3 separate regions of the Homo sapiens genome follow, and regions 2 and 3 are each linked to region 1. Evidence: chromatin contacts called from ENCODE Hi-C or POLR2A ChIA-PET data. All regions are on one chromosome and are shown on one strand. The core of a region is the stretch at or near the end of the contact, and the rest is flanking DNA. Distances in the headings are between cores, read along the strand shown.

Evidence for each region. A loop is a pair of places that touch in the nucleus more often than their neighbours do. ChIA-PET counts read pairs that join two places held with the same protein, here RNA polymerase II (POLR2A). Pooled maps may share reads with other maps.
Region 2: a loop to region 1 is called in a pooled map, with 4 times the contacts of the local background. The contact joins the promoter of GPSM2 here to the promoter of STRIP1 in region 1. A Hi-C loop is called at or near these places in 3 of 50 pooled maps. POLR2A ChIA-PET finds 5 or more read pairs at or near these places in 2 of 52 experiments (A673 and activated CD8-positive, alpha-beta memory T cell).
Region 3: a map of naive thymus-derived CD4-positive, alpha-beta T cell shows a loop between it and region 1 (11-fold over the local background). The contact joins the promoter of CLCC1 here to the promoter of STRIP1 in region 1. A Hi-C loop is called at or near these places in 2 of 168 maps with a recorded cell type or tissue (both naive thymus-derived CD4-positive, alpha-beta T cell) and 10 of 50 pooled maps. POLR2A ChIA-PET finds 5 or more read pairs at or near these places in 1 of 52 experiments (naive thymus-derived CD4-positive, alpha-beta T cell).

Annotation. Positions count from the first base shown.
Region 1 is chr1:110,031,554-110,036,708 of GRCh38, forward strand. STRIP1 (striatin interacting protein 1) reads left to right here and starts at 3,071. Exons shown (of 21, transcript NM_033088.4): 1 at 3,071-3,264. The coding sequence starts at 3,085. It overlaps LOC105378895 (a long non-coding RNA gene), which reads right to left and starts at 3,886. Exons shown (of 3, transcript XR_947693.3): 1 at 3,856-3,886; 2 at 1,796-1,878; 3 at 743-884. RefSeq lists an enhancer at 2,746-3,135 and silencers at 3,136-3,355, 3,596-3,665.
Region 2 is chr1:108,874,306-108,879,460 of GRCh38, forward strand. It overlaps GPSM2 (G protein signaling modulator 2), which reads left to right and starts at 2,680. Exons shown (of 15, transcript NM_013296.5): 1 at 2,680-2,923. RefSeq lists an enhancer at 2,336-2,435 and silencers at 2,516-2,915, 3,006-3,075.
Region 3 is chr1:108,960,908-108,966,062 of GRCh38, forward strand. CLCC1 (chloride channel CLIC like 1) reads right to left here and starts at 2,577. Exons shown (of 13, transcript NM_001377458.1): 1 at 2,454-2,577; 2 at 1,402-1,562. RefSeq lists enhancers at 279-779, 780-1,280, 1,653-1,772 and silencers at 1,700-1,994, 2,133-2,372.

The DNA of each region.
Region 1 (5,155 bases), core at 1,821-4,320:
GCAGCCCAGTAGGTCTCAGCCTCATTTTACCCAGCCCCTGTTCAAGATGGAGTTGCTGTGGTTCACACATCTCTGACAAAAATACAGGTGGGATTATTCTCATTTTACAGATGGGGAAGGAAAAAAAAAAGAGAAGTGCATGAAGACACTTCTACAGCTTCTACTCTCTACTGGATTGTGCTTTTCGCAAAGTTTCCTAGCAAGTTAGAGTAGTGAGCTCTCCAGCTGTGCTTCTGCTCCTTCACATTTGGGATTCTTTTTCCTTCTAGATCTGTATATTCTGTCTTATGCATGCCCCATTCCATTAGTTAGCCATTTTTCTTTTTCAAAAATTTTTTTAATTTGATTTTTTTTTTTTTTTTTAGAGATAGGGTCTCGCTCTGTTGCCCAGGCTGGTCTCAAATTCCTGGGCTCAAACGATCCTCCCACCTCAACTTCCCAAAGTGCTGAGATTACAGGCATGAGCCACGGTGCCTGGCCCCTCAAAGTTAGCCATTTTCTTATTGGCTATTTTTCAAATTAGGTTGATCCCAACTTTACACTATTGAAAACACCATTGCCTGAATATTATCATACACCTATCTTTATCTAAATCTGATTATTTCCTTAGAATCTATTACTAGAAGTGGAATTATGGAACCAAAACCCTCCCTGTTCTAAATTTAGCTGAAAAATGTTTTTCCCCGGGTGATACAGCTTATGATAGGCACAGGAAGATAGGTAGGAGGAAATAGCAGTGTGGTGGTTTTGGATTAATTTATTAATTTACAACAAAGACTTTTTAAGCACCTACTAGGTTGGACCTCAGGGGAAATCACTGGAGAGTTGTATCACAGGGACTTTCTGGACTTGAGCCTGGGGTGTAAAGCAGGCAATATGTAAAGCTGGAGAGACAAAGATGGATAAAATGCCTTTAAGGATTTCACAGTATAACAACAGATAATAGTAAGAGTTATTATTACGCAACACTTCTAAGATGTCTGATGAGTATCTCAAACTTGATGTGTCCAAAACTGAAGTCTTGATCTTTCCTCTAAACCTGTTTTTCTTACTCTCGAGCTTACTTATTTATGAAAGTGATACAGCCATCCACTCAGTTGCCCAAACCTAGATCAAGGGGGTCATTGTTTATTTCCCCTACCCAGCTGATAAGATTCCAGCAAATCCTGTCCCCCTACCTACACAATATAGAAATATCAACCCAATGCTCCACTCTGGTACAAGCACCATCATCTCCATCTACATGGTCCCCTAACATGTCTTGCCTTATCCACTCTTGCAACTCTCCAATCCCTTCTCCAAAAGCAGCCAGATTGAACTTGTAAACATCACACCATAACATCTCCCTGGTTAACACCCTCGAATGGTTTTCCATTTCACTTAGAATAAAATTCAAACTCCTTCCCACTACCTTCAAGGCCCTGCATTCTTCTGGTCCCTGCATTATCATTATATGGCTCTATCAATTACTATCCCTCCCTTGGCTCACTCAATTCCAGACACTAACATCAGGGCTTTTGCATTTAGCTGTTTCATCTGTCTGTGTGCCCTTCCTGGAACTTTGCAGGGCTTCTCCTCACTTCTTTCAGAACTCATCTAAAATCACACCCTCAGGCCTGCCTTCCTTGGGCAGCATGCTTATATTATAGCCACATTCTCCGCCTCCACCAACCCCTGCCCCCCGCCCCACTGCCACCTTTTAACCTCTCAATTTTTGTTACTTCTGACAAAGATTCTCTTCTTTGGCCAAAACTCTAGTCAGGCTCCTGTGAGTCCTCTGCCTACTAGGACTAACCGTTTGGGCTTCCTTTCTGTCCTTGTTGAATCCAGTTTGTGCAGGGACTCTCCACTCTTGGCGTCTTAATCCATTTTTTGTTGCTATAACAGAATACAAAACACTGGGTAATTCATAAAGGAAAGAAAGTTATTTTTTGCAGTTCTGGAGTCTGGGGAGCCCAAAGTCGAGGGGTTGCATTTGGTGAGGGCTTTCTTAAACTGCATGGTAGAGAGCCTCTCACGGTGAGAAAGCAAGAGCATGTGTGCCAGCTCAGATCACTCTTCCTCTTCTTATAAAGCCACCAGTCCCATCACAGGGGCCCTACCCTGACGATTTTATCTAATCCTAATCACCCCCTCAAGGCTCCACCTCCAAATACCATCAACATATGAACTTTAGGATTGAGTTTCCAACGTATGGAATTTGGGGGACACAGTCAAACCATAGCACTCGGTATCTGACCACCCTCAACATCTTAGCACCCTGTCCTGCTTTCAGCAATAATCCTGTTAGGTCAGTTTAGCAAGAAACTTCTTATCCTTGATGTTTCTCTTAGTAGTTTTCCGTCCACTGACCCTCATCCTGCTCTTTGGTTATAAATCCCCACTATATCTTGTTGGAGTCAGAGTTGAGTCTAATTCCTCTTCTTCACTGCAAGATCTGGTTGTAGTGGTCCCTGTAACTATCACCATGGGCTCTCTTACATAAAGTCTGCCTTACCATCTTTAATTAGTGCCATGAACAAATTTTCCTTTAACACTTTTCAGCATTTATTTCTCTATATTTGTCTATTGTTTGTCTGACCCACCAAGCACTGTTATGTACCGTGACTGCAGACACTTGTTCCTCATTTTATCCCACTGCTTGGTGCACAGGAGACATTTATTAAATGTTTGTTGAATGAATGAATGACAAGCACTTGTCACAACGGTAACTCTGTGAAGACTAGGATCCTATCCATTTTGTTCATTACAAAATTCCGCCTAAGCCTTGAACAAGGCTATGAGTTATAAGTGCAAAGCGATTTAGAGGAAGGAGGGGTAACTAAACTGACTGAAGAAGCTAAGGGAAGCCTCACAGATAAAATTACATCTAAACTGAAACTGAAAGGAAGGTGGAAAACTAAAAAGATCAACAAGGGAAGGACTGCAGACAGAATATCGCGAGGTATTGGTCAGCCAAGATGGCTTCTAACACTGGCCGCCACACTTAATATGGCGGCCAGGGAAATTTCCTGGAGAAAATCACGCGAGAGTTGCATCACGGCGGCTGTGCGCGAGTTAAGCTGGGGGTGTGGAGCAGCCAAGATGGAGCCGGCAGTCGGCGGTCCGGGCCCACTGATCGTGAACAACAAACAGCCCCAGCCCCCGCCACCTCCGCCGCCGGCAGCCGCACAGCCACCACCCGGGGCACCGCGGGCCGCCGCGGGCCTCCTGCCTGGGGGCAAAGCCCGCGAGTTCAACCGCAACCAGCGCAAAGACTCAGAGGTCAGGAGCTTCGGGGGGCGAGGCTCGCACCGGGTCGGGCGGCGCCGGGGGTCCCGGGCCCGGGGCCACTCTAGGGGCCAGGTTGGGCTTCCCGGAGGGCTCGGTAGAGTCCGGCCGAGAACTGTCACTATACAGCGAAAGGAGCAGGAAGCGAGGCTGGCAGCTCCTGGGGTCTGGAGCATGAGTCCTTGCTCTAGCTCCGCCGCCCGGGAGAGCTTCCCGTGGCCGGCGACTGCTGGTTTGCTCCCCTGGGCCCCGACTGTGGGCGTGGCCTCGAGGCCCTAGCCCCTGGGGAAGCCGCTCTCGCCCCAGCTCGGGGGTGAGGAGTCGGGGGTCTTGGTGCACTCCAGGGCGCTGGGCTGCCGCGCCCCCAACCTAATCATCTCGGGCGTCTGTCCCTGGCACGCGGGCTCCAGCTCCTGGGTCCTGCCGCTCGCAGAGGAAGGCGCGTGTGGGCAGGGAAGGCGCCGGCGAGGATCTGGAAGGAACTTAGAGCCGGACCGAGCTAATTATCATTGAGAGTAGAGTAGGAGGGGGAAACATGTCCTGTTCTTCTGACCTGAGCCAGATCAGGCCATGGGTTAACAGTACCTGTGGTGGGCTATTGTGCCCAGTGCGCCTGATACTGAACTGTTAAAGATGAGAAATAGACATTTTAAGCATGCGTTAGGACCCAACATTCCTTCCTGTCTCGCTAGTGAGCCGTTCCTGCCGTTCTGGAGATGGCATAGTCTGGAACTGACTAGTAACCTCACCCCAAGTTAAGGAATTCCTCCCACTGCCTCCTTTTGCAGAATTCATGAATGAAGATACTCATGTCGCGGAGTTTTAGGGCTTCTTAATGAGCAGGTTCCCAGAGCACTTACTATGCCATCTCCTAGATTGATCAGCAGCCAAACTGATCAGCCAAGTTAATGAGAGGGAATTCCTAGTTGTCCAAGCATAATGTACCAATTCATACCAAAGAGCAATGATACTACCTTTAGACCTGTGGAATCAGTTCCTCAGAAGCTTTTATTTTTTGTTAGCAAGGCTAAACCCCTGAGAAAACATGTCAACAATTGGCAAGCCCGAAGTAGACGTAATTTGAGCTTGGAGTGAATTATTTGAAAAAAACAAAAACACTGACCATTTAGGAGCCCTGGCATGGTGGGATGACGGACATCAGTGTTAACTACTCAGTTTTTCAAGTGGAAGATTACGAAAGTGCAGGGGGGTGAACCTACCTTCATCATGAGAGGAGTTATCATTTTGAAAAATGGTTTAAAATTTTCCAGAGTAGCTACGAATGGTCAAATAGATACCCTCTGACGAATTGTAATTTCTCTTTGTACCCTTTAATTTCCACATAGAGGCCGGGTGCAGTGGCTCACGCCTGTAATCCCAGCACTTGGGGAGGCCGAGGCGGGCGGATCACCTGAGGTCAGGAGTTCCTGTCCAGCCTGGCCAATGTGATCAAACCCTGTCTCTACTAAAAATACAAAAATTAGCCGGGCGTGGTGGCTGGTGCCTGTAATCCCAGCTACTCAGGAGCCTGAGACAGGAGAATTGCTTGAACCTGGGAGGTGGAGATTTGCAGTGAGCCGAGATTGCACCATTGCACTCCAGCCTGGGTGACAAGAGCGAAACTCTCCCCGTCTCAAAAAAAAAAATTTCCTCATAGACTCATTACATGAAAGACCAGTCAAATGGACACATTTAAGCAGAGACCTGTCTAAATCCATTTCTTTATAGAGAGTCTGATGCCATGATCTTTCTTTAGTCATAGCTGAAATCGGTAGTTTGGGAGCCTGATCAGTGAATGCCTGGAGGACAGGGAGGCTCACATTTGATGAGAGCCCACTATGTACTACATAATTTTGATTAGTCCTTAAAAATCTTCAAAGTAGAT
Region 2 (5,155 bases), core at 1,430-3,929, 1.2 Mb before region 1:
AGTTTAATACATACTTGCTGAATACTGTAATGAATAAGCTGAGAGCTGAGGATGAAAAGAAGCCAACCATTTAAAGAGCTTGGGGAAAATCTAGGCAGGGAGGAGGTCCTGAGAGAACCTTGAGGCTTAGTCCATTCTAGGGCATGAAGAATGCCCTGTGTACTTGGAGGAAAGTGAGGCAGCAGGAGGAAAAAATAGGAGAGAAGAGAGAAATTGGCAGGGGCAAGATGGCTTAAGGCCTTTTCCCCCACAGGAAGTTTGGATTTTATTTTAAATTAAATGGGAAATCACTAAAGGTTTACGAGTACGAGAGTGACATAATCTGACTTATGCCATTTAAAAGATATTTTTCAATTTGAGTGATTAGGAAGATGGAAGTAACTAATATCAGAGATAGAAATCACATATGTAAGAGAAGATTTGCAGGGGGTAAATAATTCTGGACATGTTGAATGTAATGTTGTACTTCTGGCTGGGTGAGGGGGCTCATGCCTATAATCTCAGCACTTTGGGAGGCCAAGGCAGGAGGATCCTTTGAGCCCAGGAGTTCAAGACCAGCCTGGGCAACATAGTGAGACCTTTTCTCTACTGAAAAAATAAAAATAGCCAGACATAGTGTCAAGCTCCTGTGGTCCCAGCTACTGGGGTGTAGGGGAGGGGTGAGATCGGAGGATCACTTGGCCCTGGGAGGTTGAGGCTGCTGTGCAGTGATCTCCAGCCTGGGTGACAGAGGGAGGTCCTGTCTCTCTCTCTATATATATAAAATTTCCTTTGTGGCTTTCACAGTATCCATACTTTAAAAGAATTTATAATTAAGAAGGAATTAATACCTACCTCTGAAACAGTACAGCCAACCAATTCCATTGTTATTTACAAGAACCTGATATTAAAGATGGTTGTAACGATAATAGGTATCAAGTATGGAGCAGTTTCTATGTGTCAGGCCCTATGTCAACCACTTAACAACCTTACCTCACAGAAGCATCATAGCAACCCTTATTAGAAGAGGCTTTATTATGTTTTACAGGTGGGGAAACTAAGACTAAAGAAGATAACTCATTCAAGGTCAATCAGCAAGTAAGTAGCAGAATTGGAACTCAAACCCAGGTCTAGTTTGATGATAAAGCTGTTCCTTTAAGCAATTTGCCATAACATGCACCTAATGGGAAATGTTGCTTGGATCACTGGTTATGGCCATCATTCACGGAGATACTGAACCCGGAGTTTTCTTTAACATAGCCTTTACCCTGTAGAAACATTTAAACTTCATTTCAGAAGAGAAATATCTATTTGAAAAATAATCTAAGTAAATTCATCAGATGCTTTACCCCAGAGAGACTCTGGTCTTGGTATTTTGGTTTTTGTTGTTGTTTGAGACGGAGTCTCGCTCTGTCGCCGAGGCTGGAGTGCAGTGGCGCGATCTCGGCTCACTGCAACCTCCGCCTCCTGGGTTCAAGCAATTCTCCTGCCTCAGCCTCCCGAATAGCTGGGATTGCAGGCGCCCACCACCAGGCACGGCTAATTTTTGTATTTTTAGTAGAGACGGGGTTTCACCATTTTGACCAGGCTGGTCTCCAACTCAGGTGATCCCCCCGCCTCGGCCTCCCAAAGTTGCTGGTATTACAGATGTGAACCACCGCGCCCGGCCGGTATTTTGTGAAGAACAAACTATAAGGTGACTACTATTTTGGGGTCACCTTGACATGGAGGAGAGGTGAATGGAAATAAAACTTATTCTTCCCAGTGTCTTTAGAATGTAGGCGCTGAAACTGAGTGAAACTGAGTAAAACTGCCACCCAATTTTCCTGGGAACCAGCGATTCTGTAGTCAACAGAAGTTTGCTTTTCCAACAGCTGGAAACGCCAGGGTTGGGCACAGCCTCAAGAACTGAGGCTGCCTTGTTCAGACTTTCACACGGTCCCTCTGTTCCTTCCACAGAGGCCTCTTTTTCTTCTATATCCCGCATCTGCCGCTTGGGACACTCATTCTGTAGCGCAGCACCAAGTCTTCCAAAAAGGCGGCGCTGGTTTTGCGCTCCTTTTTTAAAGGGATCTAGGCCAGCCTCTATCTGAACTCTGTACGATGTTTTTTGTTTGTTTGTTTTGTTTTGTTTTTGAGATGGAATTTCGCTCTTGTTGCCCAGGCTGGAGTGCAATGGTGCGATCTCCACTCACGGCAACCTCCGCCTCCCGGATTCAAGCGATTCTCCTGCCTCAGCCTCCTGAGTAGCTGGGATTAAAGGCATGCGCCACCACTCCCAGCTAATTTTGTATTTTTAGTAGAGACGGGGTTTCTCCATGTTGGTCAGGCTGGTCTCGAACTCCCGACCTCAGGTGATCCGCCCGCCTCGGCCTCCCAAAGTGCTGGGATTATAGCCGTCCGTCACAGCGCCCGGCCAACTCTAGACAATATTTATTGCTCTACTTTTTAGTGTCTGAAGAAGAAAGAAGAGGACAGGAAAGAAACTTCAGTCTGAGGGTTGAGGACACGTCCCGGAGCAGAGGAGGACCAAGCTCCCAAGCCCCCTGTCACCTTGACACGCAGACGGTTCCCCAGGACTGCGAAGAGGGGGGCAACCAGCGCCCCGCCCCGCCCCGCTGCGCCGCCCGCCATTGGCCGGTCCGAAAGACGCGGGGCGTTGTCGGTTTGAATGAGAGCGCCTGGAGCCGGGGCGCAGGCGCAGAGGAGGGCGGTGTTGAGACCGGCGGAGCGGCGGGACCCCTAGGTGGCGGAGGGACGCTCCGGGAAAGCGAGGGGCGCTACGAGCTCTGGCCCACGTGACCTGCCGGGGGCGGGAGCAGGGGGCGCGCCGGCCTCCTGCGGTGCCCCTGCCTTGGGGAGGGGCCGTGACCACCCGTCTGTCGCCCGAGGCGGCCGCCGCTGCACCTTCACCGCGTACCCGGGACCCGCCCGCCCGCGGGAGGTGAGCGCTTCCGCGACGCGGGTTCTGAGGCGTTTGAGGGGCTCTCGGAGGGAGGTGACAGGGAGGGGTGCGTGTGCGTGCGTGTGGGGCTTCTGTGTCCAGAGGTCTGGGGGTGACGTCCTTTGTTTTGGGCAGGAGGCGGGCTGGGGGCTTGCGGGACCTGTGGGCGCTGCGGGGACGCGGCGTCGATGCTCAAGAAACCAGAAACTCGGCTTGAGGAGTTGCTGCTTTTTTGTCGGAAGGTCTTCAAATGAGAGTAAAGCGTTAAGAGCCTCACTCCTGAGTCTTTTTTTTTTTTTAAGATAAAAACTATACTAGAGTCCAGCGACTTCTTACCACTCTGAATGTGAGTAACAAATTGTGAATCAAAGCCCGAATCCCCGTGGAATTCATTCCGAGGCTGATTGCAATCACTTGGAGTCGGGCGCGTCCTACCTAAACCAGGCAGTTTATGGCAAATACCTGCCTTGACCGTGCTTAAATTAGTGAACTTTTGGGCACCAACTGGTCGATTTACCATAGAAATTGGTAGTTGCTGCAAAAAGAGTAAGTAAACATAAAACGTTAAGAAAACTCTTTCCTGAAATCTATAGAATACCTTCGAATAAAAAAAAATCTGTAATTTCCTTGTTTTAATAGTAACCAGTTAGAGCATTTGAACTAGTAGCATTTGAACTCTGTTAAAGAAAACGAGTAAGGATGGAAATTTTATTGGCCTTAATGCATAATTTAACCACACCGTAGAATTAAACGAAGTAGGTTCTTGGCTTTCCTTTCTATCGGGTTTGCATTGGAGCGTTCGTGGGGTGTGTTGGAAGTCAGCAGGACCAACAGAGCTGAGTTTTCAAGCTGCCACTTTAGAAGGGTGTACCGAAGATTTCTGGCCTGATAATAGCCGGTGTGATTGCTTCTGATAAATACCACTTTTGATTGGGTTCTCACTATTCAGGAGCAGCTTTAGTTGATTGTTTAGAAGTGAATAAACAACATTAAAAAGGGTAGATCACTGTTGGTTGACATGGTGTGTGTAAGGAGAGGGGGGCCTCAGGGATTAGGGGTGGTCTCACACCTACTTCTCTTTACAACTACCACGGAGTCGTTTTCGCAAGCTATTTCCCAGGCTATTACTTATAATTTAAGTATTGGAGCGGTTTCAAAGTAAAAAGTTGTGTGATGTTGTTGTAGAGGCATGTCTCCAAAATCCTCTCTGGCCAGATAAGCAGTTTAATTGTATTTTCTTACATTCTTAAATCAGATATTCGGTGTTACAAACATATTTTAATATAGATCTGAGACTTGCTTACTAGACTAATTAAAACAGTGATAAGATATAGTAGTTTTAAAAATGACCTTTTCATAAACATAAAATATTTCTAAGATCTATCTTTAGAAATTTGTAATTAGTTCTCTGGAATTTTAAAATGGAAAATCTGACATAGATTTAGGTTATTCTAAATTTATTTGAATATATATTAAATATGTCTATTTTATAATAACAGTTACTGTTATTACTACAGCACTATGTTGAGTACTTTTGTTATGTATCAGAGCCAGGTGCTGGGTCAGGTGCTTTATAAATCATGTCTGTAATTATCACAGCACATTTTAGGTAAGTGTCATTATGCCCACACCAACTGAGAGTTTAGCGTAAGATCATATAACTAATAAGTCACTGTGCCGAGATTCAAATCATGGCCTGATCCCAAAGCACATGCTGTATTGCTTCTGTGTGTCTGTTTAAATCTCTGCTGTGTCTCTGGATTCCATTTGTAGGGACAAGTTCTACTTTAAAGATGCCTTTAGGTGCTGTGTTTTGTTGTAGCTTCGCAGAAATATTTCAATCTTTCTGTTGGAACTATCTTGCTTCATTATTTTATAAATCATCTTATAAATCACATTATATTTTCAATATCTTCTTAATCATCTTTATACAAAACATAAGTGAAGAGTAAGACTTTTCTGAGTTTCTTACATAAATATGAATAGAATCTTTACTGTGGAGAAGAAATGTATTACAGTCCGGTTTTCTCACTATTGTAGGATTCTTTGGCCTCGTCATAATTCCTGTCTTCTTCCCAGGGAAGAAATTAAAGTTTGTTGGGCCTCTCTTATGTGCAAAGCAATGTCGTTGGTGTTGTGAGATGACAAGAAAATGCTTCCTATTCAGTAGTTGTTTCTGGAGTTTTTGTAGTATTTTTCTTTTCTCCCCATTCCTGCCTTATATGTTGCTGC
Region 3 (5,155 bases), core at 1,327-3,826, 1.1 Mb before region 1:
GAACTCCTGAGCTCAAAGGATCCCCCTGCCCGCCGCCTTGTCTTCCCAAAGTGCTGGGATTACAGGTGAGCCACTGTGCCAGCCAGGCAGTTGAGTTTTGACTGTGACATCCACAAAGTCGTACTATTGGCAACTATGTTACTTTCTACAGTAATAACCAGCAGTTCCATAGATTTCTCCAGGGATAGAGATTAGCAATGCAGAAATGATGGAAGACAGGAGGGTAAGACAGAATAGAAGAATCAGCTAGAAATTCAAGCCCTCCTGCCAGATCCCCATGGTCACTGATTGAAGGCTGGAACTCCTTGAGAAATCCTAAAACGAATCTCACACTTCCTCCAAACAAAGCTACATCTAAACCTGCTGAAGAGTTTGTTAAAAAAAAAAAAAAACGATTCTGATTCAGTAAATCTGAGGTAGGTCTGAGATCTCCACTTCTAACAAGCTCCTGGTGATGCCGCAGACCACACTCTTGAGTAGCAAAGTGTTAATCGAAAGTAACCATCCTAGCTAGTTTCGTTTAATGGTGGCACCTATGTCATTCTAGTACTTGTCAGGGGACACTACTCTTTCTCTCTCCCGCAGTCCCTACTATTTTTACCATTTCTCTCCTGTCTCAGGCTTCGGTACTAATAATTTTTAAATTATAATATGTATAATAGTAGCTAAAGGCCGGGCACGGTGGCTCACGCTTGTAATCCCAGCACCTTGGGAGGCCAAGGCGGGCGCATCACCTGAGGTTGGGAGCTCCAGCCCAGCCTGACCACCATGGAGAAACCCTGTCTCTACTAAAAATACAAAAGTAGCAGGGCGTGGTGGCGCATGCCTGTAATCCCAGCTACTCGGGAGGCTGGGGCAGGAGAATTGCTTGAACCCAGAGAGTGCAGGTTGCGGTGAGCCGAGATCGCGCCATTGCACTCCAGCCTGGGCAACAAGAGCAAAACTCCGTCTAAAAAAAAAAAAGTAGCTAATATTTTGTTACTATGTGCTAAGCACTGTTACATTAATTTAATCCTCACAAAACTACTGGAAGTAGTACTCTTATCTTCACTCATCTTCATTTTACAGATCACACAAAGTAACTTGCCTAAGACCACCAAGCTAGTAAGTGGTAGAACCCAGACTGGCTCTACCTAAACTGCCTCTCCAGGGCAAAAGTACTAATGGCTCTCAGGGGCTTCTCTGAGAGGATAGGGTCTTAGAGTGGAGAGGACCTGTTGGAACGACATCTCCACAGAGCGGGAAATAGGGAGAGTAGTTTATAGTAGCTACTAGACTGGAGAACTACCAGGAAACACAGATCGTCGTGCAGACGGCCAGGCAGTGAGTAGAAATGGGCACAAAAGAAAAAGTCTTTGGTTTCAACGAAAGCACATGAGTAATGGGAAAGGCAAGACTAACCTGGATTAGTAGAGTCAAATCCTGTTTTAGACTAGAAGTACCAGGGTATAAGTCGGGAGGCTGCAACTTATTTCGTATGCTTATGCAGTTTCTTGGAACCATGGCTCTCAAACTTGCGAATTTGCATTTTTAACAATTTCCCAGATGACGATAAAGCTAGTCTGGGAAGAACACTTCATAATCACTATTATAAAGAAAACCTGAATTGTTTTTCACCACCCAGTAATAAACCTACAGCTTATGGTGTGTCTAACTTTTTACACTCAAATCAGATTTGGAGCCAGGCGCAATGGCTCACGCTTGTAATCCCAGCACTTTGGGAGGCCAAGATGGGAAGATCCTTTGAGCCCAGGAGTCAGAGACAAGCCTGGACAACACAGGGAGACCCCTTCTCTACAAATAAAATTTACAAATTAGCCGGGCCTGGTGGCGCGCACCTGTGGTCCCATCTACTCAGGTGGCTGAGGCAGGAGAATCGCTGGAACCCGGAAGGCGGAGGTTGCCGTGAGCGGAGATAGCACCACCGCACTCCAGCCTGGGTGACACAGCAAGACTCCGTCTCAAAAAAAAAAAAAAAATCCATTTTGGAGGTTGTTTTGTGTCCGTTTTTGTTGTTGTTGTTAACTGTGTTAATTCACAGATTTGAAGTTTTAGAAAATTAACTACAACTAAATCCGAGCTATTCTGCTGACAGCATTTATTCAAATTATGCTTAAAGTTTTCAGAGATAACCAAAGCCAACAGAATTCAACGTGCGCTCAGGTCTCGCTTTGCCCTCGCTGTGCCTTCTCCGTAGGCCGCTCTCTGGGCCAAGCACCTCCCCGGAACGCGCGCAACCGCGGCGGACAGGCAGCCGCCGGCGCGGGAGCTGAGGTAGGAGCCCGGGGCACCCACAGGCCGCAGCGGACGCACGCAGCTAGCACGGTCCCCGCCCCGGGTCGCGCCTGCGGCCTCCCCAGCGTCTGCGCCGCGAGTCCGCTGGACCCGCCAGGGCGTAACGGCGGGTAACCCGCCCCACCCGCCGCACAACACACCCAACTGCACGGACTCACGTCCGGGATCCCCTGCCTGCCTCTCGAGGAAGACACCTGCCCAGGCCGGCCGCAGAAGAGGTCGCACAGCTTGCCGCCGCCCAGGGTTTCAGCGTGCTTCCTGGGCCTCGTCATCGAATTGTTCGGCTGACGGCTGCGTGTCCCTCCCCCGTTGCGGGCCGCTGATTGGCCTCGTTGATTGGGCGGGGCTAGTAGCGGGACCGGCCTCTGCGCGCGGGTTATTTTCGCCGCGGATTTTCTTTTACTTTTCATCTGCGGAACTCTTTCTGCGAAGGAAATCTCGCCTGGAACTCAAATATATACAACGGATAGGAAACCTATTTTCTTACTATTAATATATTTGATAAGTTTGAATGTGTAACATTCGCCATGAAACGCAAGCATGATTTTTTTTTTTTTGAGGCAGAGTCTCACAGTGTTGCCCAGGCTGGAGTGCAGTGGCGCGATCTCGGCTCGGCTCACTGCAACCTCTGCCTCCCGGGTTCAAGCAATTCTCCTCTCTCAGCCTCCCGAGCAGCTGGGACTACAAGCGCGCACCACCACATCCAGCTAATGTGTATTTTTAGCAGAGACAGGGTTTCACCATGTTGGCTAGGCTGGTCTCGAACTCCTGACCTCAGGTGATCCGCCCGCCTCGGCCTCCCAAAATGCTGGGATTACAGGTGTAAGCCACCGCGCCTAGCCACAAGCATAATTTTTTAAAGGGAGGATCACGAATGACAACTGTAGTTCTACTCAGGGCAGGACAAGGGAAAGGTCTGCACACTGTAGGGCAGTTGGAAGTAGTTTTGTTTTTGTCTTTAACTGCTGGCCTTGCAATCTCGGGAAACTGTGAAGATGGTAAAATTTACTATCTTAACCATTTTTAAAGGTACAATTCAGTGGTATTAGATACATTCACATTGTTATGCAACCATTACCACCATCCATCTCCAGCACTCATCTTGCAAAACTGAAACTCTGTACCCAGTAAGTGGTAACGCCTCATTCTTCCCCTCCCTCCTTCCCAGCGACTACCATTCTTTCTGTCTTTATGAATTTGACTACTCTAGGTATTTCATATAAGGACTCATACAGCATTTGTCTTTTTGTAACTGATTTCACTTACCATAATGTCCTCAAGGTTCATCCATGTGGTAACGTGTCAGAATTTCTTTTAAGGCTGAATAGTATTCCATTTTATGTATATACCAGTTCATTCAGTCATCTGTTAATGGATAACAGGTTGTTTCCACTTTTGGCTACTGTGAAATAATACTGTAAACATGGATATACAAATATCTGTTTTTTAACCCTTTTGGGTATACACACAGATGTTCAAATATCTGTTGCTTTCAACTCCTGAATATATATACACAAGTGGAATTGCTGGATTATGTAGTAATTCTATTTTTAATTTTTTGAGGATCTGCCGTACTTTTTTTTTTTTTGAGATGGAGTTTCACTCTTGTTGCCCAGGCTGGAGTGCAGTGGTACGATCTCGGCTCACCACAACCTCTGCCTCCCGGGTTCAAGCGATTCTCCTGCCTCAGCCTCTTGAGTAGCTGTGACTACAGGCGTTTGCCACCATGCCTGGCTAATTTTTGTATTTTTAGTAGAGATGGGGTTTCACTATGTTGACCAGGCTGGTCTCGAACTCCTGACCTCGTTATCCACCCACCTCGACCTGCCAAAGTGCTGGGATTACACGCATGAGCCACTGCGCCCGGCGGAACTGCCATTCTCTTTTCCATAGTGGCTGCAACATTTTACATTCCCTCCAAGAGTGCACAAGTTCCAATTTCCCCACATCTCCACTGACATCTTTTTATTTTTGTATAGTAGCCATCTTAATAGGTGTGAGGTATCTCACTGTGGTCTTGATTTGCCTTTCGCTAATGACCAGTGATGTTGAGCATCTTTTCTTGTGCTTATTGGTCATGCCATTTGTATATGTTTGTTGGAGAAATGTCTATTCAAGTCCTTTACCCATTTGTTTTGTTTGTTTTATTTTGTTTTGTTAAGAGACAGGGTCTCGCTTTGTCACCCAGGCTGAAGTGCAGTGTCATGATCATGGCCCACTGCAGCCTTGAACTCCTGGCTTTGCCCATTTTTTAATGGGTTTTTGTTGTGTTTTGGTTCCTTATATATTCTGGATATTAACCACCTTATCAGATAGGATTTGCAAATATCTTCTCCCACTTTTTCTTTTCTTTTTTTTTTTAGAGACAGGGTCTCCCTGTATTGCCCAGGCTGGTGTCAAACTCCTGGGTTCAAGTGATCCTCCTGCCACAGCCTTCCAAAGTGTTGGGATTACAGGCATGAGCCACCATGCCCGGCCCCATCTTCTCCCTCTTAGTGGGTTGCCTTTTCACTCTGTTGTGTCCTTTGGCTTCTTACTATAAAACGAAAATAAAATTCTAAGCCCCCCAACCAACTGAATAGGCCCATCCTCTCAGCCAAGGGCATTCTAAAGTAAACCTGAGGCCAGTTGCAGTGGCTCATGCCTGTAATCTCAGCCCTTTGGGATGCCAAGGCAGGTGAATCACTTAAGGGCAGGAGTTCAAGACCAGCCTGGCCAACATGGTGAAACCCTGTCTCTAGTAAAATCACAAAAATTAGGCAGGCAAAGCGGTGGGCCCGTAATGCCAGCTACTTGGGAGGCTGAGGCAGGAGAATCGCTTGAACCTGGAAGGTGGGTGTTGCAGTGAGCTGAGATCATG